Linked DNA regions of Homo sapiens: region 1 is linked to region 2. Evidence: chromatin contacts called from ENCODE Hi-C data. All regions are on one chromosome and are shown on one strand. Each heading gives the region's core, a stretch centred on a gene start or an enhancer-like site at or near the end of the contact. The rest is flanking DNA. Distances are from core to core; before and after follow the strand shown. Region 1 overlaps LOC105369484 (a long non-coding RNA gene). Region 2 has its middle 3.4 kb from the start of LINC02732.

The links. Hi-C counts contacts between places; a loop is a spot of excess contacts on that map. Pooled maps may share reads with other maps.
Region 1: a pooled map shows a loop between it and region 2 (4-fold over the local background). The contact joins two enhancer-like sites. A Hi-C loop is called at or near these places in 6 of 37 single-sample maps with no recorded cell type and 8 of 50 pooled maps.

What each region holds. Positions count from the first base shown.
Region 1 is chr11:109,966,852-109,972,465 of GRCh38, forward strand. It overlaps LOC105369484 (a long non-coding RNA gene), which reads left to right. Exons shown (of 3, transcript XR_948004.2): 2 at 5,475-5,554. Among named protein-coding and RNA genes, the nearest start is that of ZC3H12C, 120 kb to the right of the region's middle. Within about 2 kb of position 4,365, at least 4 of the 41 ENCODE cell types and tissues checked have a DNase peak (open chromatin) inside an H3K27ac peak, as active enhancers do.
Region 2 is chr11:110,348,546-110,354,816 of GRCh38, forward strand. No RefSeq gene overlaps it. Among named protein-coding and RNA genes, the nearest start is that of LINC02732, 3.4 kb to the right of the region's middle. RefSeq lists enhancers at 372-421, 1,022-1,551. Within about 2 kb of position 1,251, at least 3 of the 41 ENCODE cell types and tissues checked have a DNase peak (open chromatin) inside an H3K27ac peak, as active enhancers do.

The DNA.
Region 1 (5,614 bases), core at 3,115-5,614, 380 kb before region 2:
TAGTGACCCCCCAGCAAAATTTTTGCTTCCTGTTCCTGTGACATTACGTTCTGCTGGTCTAGAGGTCTTAGTTCCAGAGGGAGGAATGCTGCCACCAGGAGACTCAACAATGATCCCATTAAACTGGAAGTTACGATTGCCACCTGGACACTTTGGGCTCCTCCTACCTCTAAGTCAACAGGCTAAGTAAGGAGTTACATTGTTGGCTGGGGTGATTGATCTGGTCTGTCAAGATGAAATCAGTCTACACAGGAGATCTCTTAGGGCGTCTCTTATATCATACCCTGTGATTAAGGTCAATGGGAAACTAAAACAACCCAATCCAGGCAGGACTACAGATGACCCAGACCCTTCAGGAATGAAGGTCTGGGTCACTCCACCAGGTAAAAATTCACCACCCACTGAGGTGCTTGCTGAAGGCAAAGGGAATACAGAATGGTTAGTAGAAGGTAGTCACCAATACCAGCTACAACCACATGACCAGCTGCAGAAACGAGAACTGTAATTGTCATGAGTATTTCCCCTTATTTTGTTAAGAACATGTTTGTGCATGTGTACACTTATACTAAGGAAATATCTTCATTTTATTTCTTTTCTTTTTCCTTTATCATATGACATAAGATTTATTGACTTTATATCAGCATTTAAGTGTTGTTAACTTTATGTAATAGCACTTAGGTTAAGGATTAGTGCACTTCCATTTGTACAAAGAATAGTTGTATTATGTTAGGCATAATTATGACCTTTTATTGATTGTCTTTATTTGAAGATTATGTATGATTTCAGGAGATGCGTACGGGTTCAAGTTGACAAAGGGTGGACTTGTGATTGTTAATACTGAATGTCAACTTGATTGGATTGAAGGATGCAAAGTATCGTTCCCGAGTGTGTCTGTCAGGGTGTTGCCAAAGGAGATTAACATTTGAGTTAGTGGACTGGGAGAGGCAGACCCACTCTCAATCCAGGTGGGCACCATCTAATCAGCTGCCAACATGGCTAGAATAAAGCAGGCAGAAGAAGTTGGAAGGACTTGACTCATTGAGTCTTCCGGCCTTCATCTTTCTTCCTTGCTTCTTTCATCCTCAACTATCTTTGCTTCCTTTCTTCCTGCCCTCAACTATCAGACTCCAAGTTATTCAGCTTTTGGACTCTTAGATTTACACCAGTGATTTGCCAGGGGTCCTGGAGCCTTCAGCAACAGACTGAAGGCTGCACTCTTGGCTTCCCTACTTCTGAGGTTTTAGGACTCAGACTGGCTTCCTTGCTCCTCAGCTTGCAGATGGCCTATTGTGGGACTTCATCTTGTGTTTGTGTGAGTCAATACTTCTTTATAAAAGTCCTTTCATATACACATCTATCCTATTAGTTCTGTCCCTCTAGAGAACCCTGACTAATACAGGTTCCAAGGAAAGCATGGCTACCTTGCAACAGAATTGAGAGTACATAAACATGGCCCAGAAATCCTGCATTTATAGGGAATAAAAAAATAAACCTATATTGAGAAAATTTCTGTTAACATGAACTAAAAGCGATTGTGACTTTTTGAGATATAAAACTGCCTCTAGTCTCCTCCTACCCCAACCTTCCACAGGGAGGGTGCAGGCTGAGAGGGTGACTCAGACACCAAATACGGCATATTCTCCAATGCCCACTTTAGAAGTGACCAAGGGGGATTTTGGCAAGGGACTTCCCAAAGAGTGGAGCCAAAAACCATAGAGAAATAATGAACTGAGGTTTGGGGAGCTATGCCCAGGGAGCAGTAATGGGGTCTAAGCCAGTAAGAATATTCCCTTCTCCCAAGGTAGGGGAACCTGGCAACATTGATCAACGAGGATTTCACAATGGCTATAAACCATGACCGCTATGTGCATCTCACTCTTCTCCTACTAGAAGACACCAGCAGGGGATGAGATTTGGAAGGATCTTGAGATGGACGCAAGCACCTGTGGGAGGGATGTGAAGAAAGGCAATGGAAAGCAGACTGGGGTTAATTGAATTATTTGTGCCTGTTCTTTTTTTCCCTCAAAAGAGAATTAGACATAACTCATTCTTGCCATCTTCTCAAGGCAAGCAGAGGATACTTCCCCATCCCTCACTTTAGGCTGGGCCATGTGACTTGCTTTGGCCAATCAGAAGTTGGTAGACATGAAGCAAGCGGATGTGCTGTGTGGTTGCACTCATCCTCTTGCCCCCTAGGAGACTCCCATGAGAAGAGCTTCCCCCTGGTAGCAGATACCCCTTCAACCTGGGCTCCAAAATGAATACAGAGCAACATACCTGAGCCCAGACCTGCAACCTGCAGCCAAGGCCGGTTTACCTGAAGCCAAAAGCAGAGTCTCATTCCAGCTAACCCGCAAACATAAGCAAAATAAGTAAATGTTTGTTGTTTTCGGCCAGACAGATTTAATGTTTGTTATGCGGCTTTATTGTGGCAATAGCAGACTAAGATATGTATTTTCCCATGTCATTTCATATTCTTTAAAAAGCACTCTTACAAATACATTGATTCCATTGAAAAATTTCATTTAGTTAACTATTTCCTGATTCTGAAATATTAGGGTTTTTACTAAATCTGTTTTTTTGCCTCTATTTTTTGCTTCTTATAACAATGCTATTAATAACATATTAATCCATAATTTTTCCATACTTTGATTTATTTTCATAGGGTTAAAACTGGATAATAACATCTACTTCCCAGAGCTGTTGTGATGGTTAAAAGACTTAAAATAATTAAACGCTAAACATATCATCTTTCATGTAATAAGCATTCAGTAATGATTGCTATTGTTTTTTGTTATAGAGTTCCAAAAGTAAGAAAAACAATTCCAAGCTCTTGATATGAAATATAAAACTATTTTCCAATAGTTATACCAATTTATACTGCTAACAGCATCATGTGAGTTTTAGCATACCTTCAAACAACTCCATTTTTTTAACCTTGGCTATTTTGACAGTTGAGAAATAATATCTTGCTGATATTTTAATTTTTATAGCTTTTATTACAAGTGAGGTGGAAATTATTTTATAAACTGTCTAACCATTTATACTTTCTCTTCTGCAAATTACCAGTTAACACGTCCATTTAATATGCCCATTTCCATCCAGTCATGATGTTGGTCTTCCTCTGACCTGATAGACTTACCTGGTGCCAAAGAACTGATTGATTTCTGTGCTTTTCAATATGATAGCCACCTGTGGCCACTGGGCACTGTGCCACAAGTTATAATATTTTGGATATAGTGAGTTTAATGAAATATATTATTAGAATTTATTGTATATGTTTCTTTTTACTTTTTAAAATATAGCTACTAGAAAATTTTAAACTACATATTTCTATTGGACAGAGCTACTTAGACCTTTGAATATCACTTGCTCTGAAATTCTTCTTGGTCAAAACTCTCATTGCCCACACCCTTATGTTGGGTTCTCCTGCTATTACATGGTCTATCAGCCATAGTCTGTTGTTAACCTTCTAGATAATGCTGTGTTGAGTCCAATCCCTCTCCTCGAAATCCCTGCTGCATTTCATTCTCCGAGTCTCACCTCCTCCTAATTCAGTTCCATCCTCCTGTGATTAATCCTCCCAAGTCTCAACACATCTCAATTAGGTTCTATTACAGATTCCTGGATGAAATGGCAAACTTGATTAGGATTTTTAAATCCTATAATGTGTGTTAAATAGATTATACTCACTGCTATCTATGTTTATATTCCATTTATTCTATTTCTAGCAATAAAACATGGCTTTTCAAATGCTGAGTATTTTTTATTTGAAAGTGCCATTGAAAGGTTACAAACATACAAAGCTAATAAACAATTGCATATGTTTTTCAAATTCCCCTACCTCTGCCCACACCTTCAAACGTAACCACTGTGAATCCTCTCAAAACCACAGTTGGTGAAGACAGCCAAAGGTTATATCTGTAGCCACGAACCCTCAAAAGTTTCCTAACACCAACTCCAGCTGACTAAAATGTCACAGACATTTACTTATAATCCCTGGGGTTTTTGAATCTATAAGGCAGCATGGGTATGGGTTAACTTACCTGGCCACAGTAGAATTTTTTAAAGCCCTTTATGAAGGATTCAAGAAAAAGAAGTCTGTAACGCTGATGCAAAGTAGAATTCTTAATGTATTGAAAGGGATTATCATATGTCACGTGGAAATTCAACCTCGTTTTTTAGATCCACAGCTCTTTCCTTGTTGCCTAAATTCGTAATCGTGAGGCTCATTTGCCTTAGAGAAGTATCTGCAGCACATTTTTAATGCCAGACCTGCTCCTTCCGCCGTTCTTGCCCCTTTCCAGCAAGCTATTTCCCACCTCCCCCAACATCCCCATGGCTGCCCAGGAATTAAAACCAATTTGAATATGTAATCATGTGGAATAATAAGCACAAGTGTACTCTCTGGGGTGCTCTCTGGCTGCTACTCATCTCCTTGCAACTAGTTTCCTAAGTGCCTTTGAGAGATGCTGAGAACGCCATGTTGACGGTTAACCTTTTAACAGTTTTGCCATTCTCTGTTCACTCTGGCTACAAGCCCAGCTCTAAAGGAGGCACAGGAAGTGGGGTGAAGGAAGGGTTTCCTTCCTTCTAAGACTCACTGGAGAAACATTCTCCATAGCCTGAGGAAGAGAGTTGAGCAGGCTTTGAATAGTGTATTTTTAAAACATTCATTATTCTGACAATGGAGTTTCATGAAACTAGCTTTTATTCCTTTTATGCAAGTCAAACAGAGATTGCCCAAAACATATTACCATGCCAGGAAGTAAATAACTATTGCCTTGTTTTATGAATATGAGAAATTTCTGTGAAGATGCCTAAATATTTTGATTAATTTAAAAGCAGATGAGCTGATGTGTAGGTATTTACAACATCAAAGTACTTTTCTGATTGACTCAGTTTCAAAAATGCAATATAAAAGGTAGAGCATTCATCTTAAATAGCAATTTAGAAGTGGATGCTTTGGGTATTCTGAGGCATTCAAAATCTGATTATTTTGATACTGATACTGCTATTTTGATGCAAACACTGCAGTGATCAATTTGGTGGATGTGAGGGGAGGGCCTCACTCGGTATCTAGTATTCCTTATTAAAATGTAAAAGCACCCACTGTACCTCTTGAATATATAAGAATAATGAGCCATACCAGTAAATATCTGAATTGCAATCAGTGTTGTTTTGCCTGTATCGTCTCATTTCATCTTCAAAGCATGTGTCTGGGAGATAGATATTATTAGGAGTAATCACTGATGTTGCTGAGATTGAGACTTCCTTCGCAGTTGGTTATAAAGATCTAAGAATAAATCATCTTTCTTGAACTCGAGCATATCCATTAAGGTCAGAATTTCTGCAGATTGAGCTGGAGCTATTTTTAGGTACGGTTCTAAAGCAGCTGCAATTCAAGTGTCACAGTGCATGCCTTTTTGGCTCAGCAGTTGATAGTTCTGCTTCGTGCTACTCTCCTTCCCCAGACTCCTGGGACCATCGCATAGAGGGTGCTTGAGACATGCTGCACTGGACGATGCACACACCCCATCTCTCCAACATGACTGTAAGCCCCTTTAGTTTTACAATATGCAAAACCTTAGCACAGAGCTCTACGCAATTAATA
Region 2 (6,271 bases), core at 1-2,500:
ATTCTATGACTTAGAATGCCTTAACTGTCTGGGAATGCAGCCCAGTAGGTCTCAGCCTCATTTTACCTAGCTCCTATTCTAGATGGAGTTGCTATGGTTCAAATGCCTCTGACAGTACCAGCTGCCAAGCAGGCTGAGGCAGGAGAATCCCTTGTGCCCAGAAGTTTGAGGCTTCAGTGAGCAATGATCATGCTACAACACTCCAGCCTGGGTGACAGAGCAAGGCCTTGTTTCAAAAGTAAATAGGTAAATAAGTAAGAAGTCTGCTAAGCAGGGACAAACATGCAAACCTATAATGCCAATAAAGTATTATAGGTACTCTGACAGAAGTAAGGGGGAAGTGGTCAGTTCTGTTGGGCCTACACTGGTGAGGCTTCAGAGGGGACTGTCAGGGTGAATCTCAATTGGCAGTCAGTAAGCAGCCATGGAGGGAGAGGGTGGAGGAAGAGCTCATGGCGCAAGTGCACAGAGGTGGGAAACACCTGGTGAATTGAGGGACTACGAAAGAGAAAGAGTTGGAGAGTTCATTCCAAGGCCTAGGAGGCAGAGATGAAGGAGGCTGAAGAGAGAACAGGATAAAAAAACAGCAGATGTTATAGACTTCCTCTGCAGAGTTATCAGTGAACAAGAAGACATATATTCTCTGAAATGTGAACAGGCCTTGTGCTTAAAATGGGGCGATAGTGACAAGTCAAAATTAGTCAGTCTGCTTCCTGGGTTTCATAAGCCAAAATGCATTTGTGCTGTCTTTGAAATGACAAAAATGATTCTTTGCTCTCAACTTGGTGTTAAGCTAGTAGAGTTCTTTACTTCTTGGAGTGACCCAAACTTTCATTTCCAAGGAATCTGAGTCCTCAGCAGTCCTGCCTATGTCTTGTTACTAGCATCCTGGCTGGGGAGACTGAGGAAATGTATCTGGGGTCACCTCTCTTCTCCTATTATGCTGAAATAACTCTTTTTCTTTTATACTCAGAATTAATCACCCAGTCTATACCCAGACGTTCTTTTCTGTTTGCCAAAAAGTGGCAAAGTAAGAGTTTCACTTTCCTATTCAGTGAGCTCTTTAATATGTCCCTTGACTGAAACATTTTTTTTTTGTCCCTTTGGATTCTAAATCCTAAGGTCATTTCTCCTTCCAGGAAGGTGGATCATGAGATGTACTGCTTAGAGTTCTGCCCCTGGGAAGATTTTCCTTCTCAATTGTCTTTCAAGGCCGCCCCTAAGCGGGTGAAAGTTGCAACAATAGTCCTAATTGTGCTAGTGTCCTTAGACCAGGGAAGAGTCATCTGGAAACTAGTCTTGAACATTTTCTTCTTTAATCAGCAAGCCACAGGGAGTTTCCACAAGGCCGTATGTGTGGGCTGGGGTAGAATGGGTCTCCTCCAGCTCCAGGAGACAGTGCGCTCTGTCACGCCACAATCACTCACAGTGGGGAATTCCTCCCTCAAAGGTAGGGAATCTGATGCCTGAACAGCCAAGTGTCAGGCCTCAAGTCCTCCTTCACTTAAAAATTATATTTAAAAATTCATCTGAAAGTTTGTATTACTTTTTTGTTTCTTTGTTTTGAGACAGGGTCTGGCTCTGTCATGCAGGCTGGAGTTCAGAGGCACAATCTTGGCTCACGCAACCTCCGCCTCCTGGGTTCAAGCAATTCTCCTGTCTCAGCCTCCCGAGTAGCTGGGATTATAGGCACCAACCACCTCGCCTGGCTAATTTTTTGTATTTTTAGTAGAGACAGGGTTTCACCATGTTTGTCAGGCTGGTCTCGAACTCCTGGCCTCAAGTGACCTGCCCTCCTCAGCCTTCCAAAGTGCTAGGATTACAGGCATGAGCTACCACACCTGGCCTAACTTTGTAGTACTTTATAATTTCTTACAAATTTAAATCTTTATTCCATCTGGAAGTTCAAGGTAGGGACCAACTTTATTCATTTTCCAAATGACTAGCCTGTTGTCTGAATAATGTGTTTCTTTTCCCCACTTTATTATATAATCCAATCTCATTTGTATTTGGATCTGCTTCTGTTCTCACTATTTGGTTTTATTGATCATCTGTCCATTCCTGCAGCAGTATATCAGCAATAAATACTGCAGTTTAAATAACTGGCAAAGCTCTCCCTAATATTCTTCTGTGTTAGAATTTTCTTGGCTATTCGGGCATATTTTTATTTTCCAGACAAATTTTAATATTTTTTGCCAAGTTCCAAAAGAATTCCATTAGAATTTTGGAATTGTTATTGAGCTGTAAAAAATTTATAGATCAGTTTCAGAGAAAACTGACATATTTACAATGTGTGTCTTCCAAGCCAAGAATATGACATATCTTTTTATTTGTATGTGTTCTTTCTGGATGGACATTAATTCTGAGTGATATGAACTAGTTTCTTCTCCAGAGACATTTTCGTTACCACTCCTCCTATGGGAAGGAGGTTCTACAAAATGTAATCATTTCATTTTGGGCCACCAACATGTCTTGACTGTCAGTATAAACATATGAGTGTATTGCTGAAAACTGTGGTGTGATGATTAACTCTCCAAGATCCCTATACAGGGATTGTCAGTTGAAAAAACTACGTGGAAACCTTAAAACATCCAGAAACCACCAATATGTGTAATTTGCCTTTAAAGGATGTCATTTACTAAAAAACTGTCATTATTCCTAAGCAGGAATGGGGGCTGTAATGTTATGTTGGCCACATATTTGTGGCACATCTGAGAACTGTTTGTATAAATGCACTGGCTAGAAGCCCCATTCGCTGGTCCAAAACCCATTCTAACACTGACAACACAATAAAGAAGAATGGCACATGCCAAGTTATTTGACAAAACTTACCAAGGAGGTCACTGTGCTGGCTTTCCTTTTCTGTTGTGTACCCAGTGCCTAATACAAATCCTTGCATAGAGTTTGTGCTTAACTATTGAAGGAATGAATGGAGTCAGCAACAAGGATTAATATGCATGCTTTTTTTTTTTTTGAGATGTGAGTCTTGCTGTGTTGCCCAGGCTAGTCTCAAACTCCTGGGCTCAAGCAATCCTCCTGCCTCAGCCTCCCAAGTAGCTGGGACTACAGGTGCGTGCCACTGCACCTGGCTATATGCATGCTTTCTAGGGTAAAAAATTGAAGAGTGTAATTTGCTGCCATCCTAACTTATTACCGTCACCCTCTGGCATCATGGCAGTACTAAAAACTTCTAGATTGGCAGCTGGGACTGTTAAGCTCTCCTACCCTTGATTCACCAAATAACCATCTCCACGGTCAGCCTTTGTAGCTTGGTCAGTTCCTCCTAGCCCACCTTCCATTCCAGTAGTGGATGATCCCAAAGAGTAGGACTCCATTTTTCTTCCCACCAGCCACCTATTGCCAAAGATCCTTTGTGCCTTTACCCAGCCAAGTCACAAAACATTGAATAACCACACTGACATTTTGTTGTTGGCACTGGAATCAGAGACTACCATGTTATAATCTGAGATTTGGAATGATCACTCTAATGACAGATTTTGTCTGATCTCCTTCTCAGGGTGGTTGGGCTGGTGGGCTACAGTGAGTCTATCACGGCCAGACTGGGGCAGTGAAAATACTTGTTACCCACAGTTGCAGATATGAAGAATTTATGAACGAGAATGTTAGATCAGAGAGAATGCACAGAGTAAAAAAGAAGCATGTCCACCCAGGTAATCACAGAAAGAAGAGTCTCTAACCAGTATCAGGAGCTGGAATAGAAAGCCAAGGGATTGAAGACCAGAGAATATTGAATAGAGCCAAAATAGCTGCAGCCAAAAGCTGAGCTTTTATATATTATCATAGATCCATGACATGGGCAGCCTGAATTTATTTAAATGTCCTAGGATGTCCAGACATAATGGAGAATGAGGTAGGTATAAGTGTTAGGAGGCTATTGCACCTAAGTGAGAATTATTAAAAGAGTAGGGGGCTGGGCACAGTGACTGTAATTTCAAAATTTTGGGAGGCCAAGCAGAAGGATTGCTTAAGCTCAGGAGTTCAAGACCAGCCTGGGCAACAAAGTGAGACCACGTCTCTACAAAAAAATACAAAAAGTATGGCCAGGTGTGGCGGCATGTCCCTGTAATCCTAGCACTTTGGGAGGCCAAGGCGGGCAGATTGCCTGAGGTCAGGAGTTTGAGACCAGCCTGGGCAACATGGTGAAATCCCGTCTCTACTAAAATACAAAAAAAATTAGCAGGTGTGGCGGTGTGCATCCGTAGTCCCAGCTACTCTGGAGGCTGAGCAGGAGAATAGCTTGAACTGGGGAGGTGGAGGTTGCAATGAGCCGAGATTGCACCATTGCACTCCAGCCTGGGTGAGAGAATGGTACTCTGTCTCCAAAACAAAACAAAACAAAAAACAAAAAAACCCCACAAAAATTAGCCAAGCATGGTGGCATGTGCCTGTAGTTCCAGCCACATGGGAGGCTGAGGTGGGAGGTTCACCTGAGCTCAGGAGTTTGAGGCTGCAGTGAGCCAAATTCACACCATCACACTCCCGCCTGGACAGCATCACACTCCAGGCTTGTCTCTAAAATAAAAACATAAATAAATAAATAAAGAGTAAAAAGCGTAGCAGTTGCCGTGGGACCAGAGAGACCAGAAACATTCCAAAGCAATTTCAGAAATATAATTAATAGGAATGATGCCTGCATAGCCAAAAGTCATGAATTCTAGTTAGTTGAGGCAAAGAAGGTACAGATAAAAAAATTCAAATGTTAAGATCCAGTCTTTAAATATTGTGAAAATTTGGGATAGTACAATAATTACTTTCATGGATTATTTTAAACATTGTTTAAAATGCATTGTAGTTATTGTCCATGACAACTTTGTAAGATATCCTTTAGAATTACCTCCATTTTAACCAGGTGCGGTGGCTCACACCTGTAATCCCAGCACTTTGGGAGGCCGAGGCATGAAGATTGCTTGAGCTCAGGAGTTCGAGATTGGCCTGGGAAACTTTGCAAGACCTGTCTCTACTGAAAACGAAAAAACAAAAAAAACAGCCAGGCATGCTAGCACATGCCTGTAGTCCCAGCTACTTGGGAGGCTGAGGTGGGAGGATCGCTTGAGCCTGGGAGATTGAGGCCACATTGAACTGTCATCACCACCACTGCACTCCAACCTGGGTGACAGAGTGGGATCCTGTCTCAAACAAGCAAACAAAAAATAAGAATTACCTCCATTTTAACAACCCTGAGAGTGATTTACCCAGGGTCACATAGCAGCTTGGAGGCATGGCTGTGTAAAAGAAGTTGGGGCTTTTAATCTCTGTATTAGTTAGGATTCTCGAGAGGAACAAAACTAATAAGATAGATAGATAAACAGATGATAGATGATTGATTGATAGATAGATAGATAGATAGATAGATAGATAGATAGATAGATGATAGGAGATGTATTATGGGAATAGGCTTACAGAATTATGGAGGCTGAGAAGCCTCACAATATGTCATCTGCAAGCTGGAGAACCAGGGAAGCTAGTGATTTAATTCAGTGAGTCTGAAGGCCTGAGAACCAGGAGCTCCTATGTCTTACAGCATCAGGAGATGGTTGGCTCAACTCAAGCAGACAGTGAATTCACCTTTCCTCTGCCTTTTTGTTCTATCTGTGCCCTCAACAGACTGGATGAAAATAGATCTTCTTTACTCAGTCTACTAATTCAAATGCTGATTTCCTCCAGAAATGCCCTCACAGACACACCCAGAAATAATGTTTTACCAGCTATCTGGGCATCCTTTAGCTCAGTCAAGTTGACACATAAAATTAATCATTACGGGCTGGGCACAGTGGCTCACCCCTGTAATCCTAGCACTTTGGGAGGCTGAGGTGGGGGAATTGCTTGGGCCCAGGAGTTTGAGACCAGCCTGGGCAACATGGCAAAACCCCATCTCTGCAAAAAATACAAAAATTAGCCAGGTGCAGTGGCTCATGCCTGTAGTCCCAGCTACTCTGGAGGCTGAAGTGATAGGATCCATTGAGCCAGGGACATCGAGGCTGCAGTGAGCCGTGATTACACCACTGCACTCCAAATTGGGTGACAGAATCAGACTGGGTGACCGAATCAGTCTTTCATGGTCCAAACCCAACTCATTCTCTCTCTCTCTTTCTCTGTTGCTCTCTCTTTCCCTGACACAGATATTCACTTAGCATTTAAACGTGACTTCTGAGACTAAAGTGAAAGAGATTTGTCAGTTATCAATATGTTCTGATATTTTTCTGATATAGATAGTTTGATAAATAGATAAATGTATAAATATTGTTCAAGT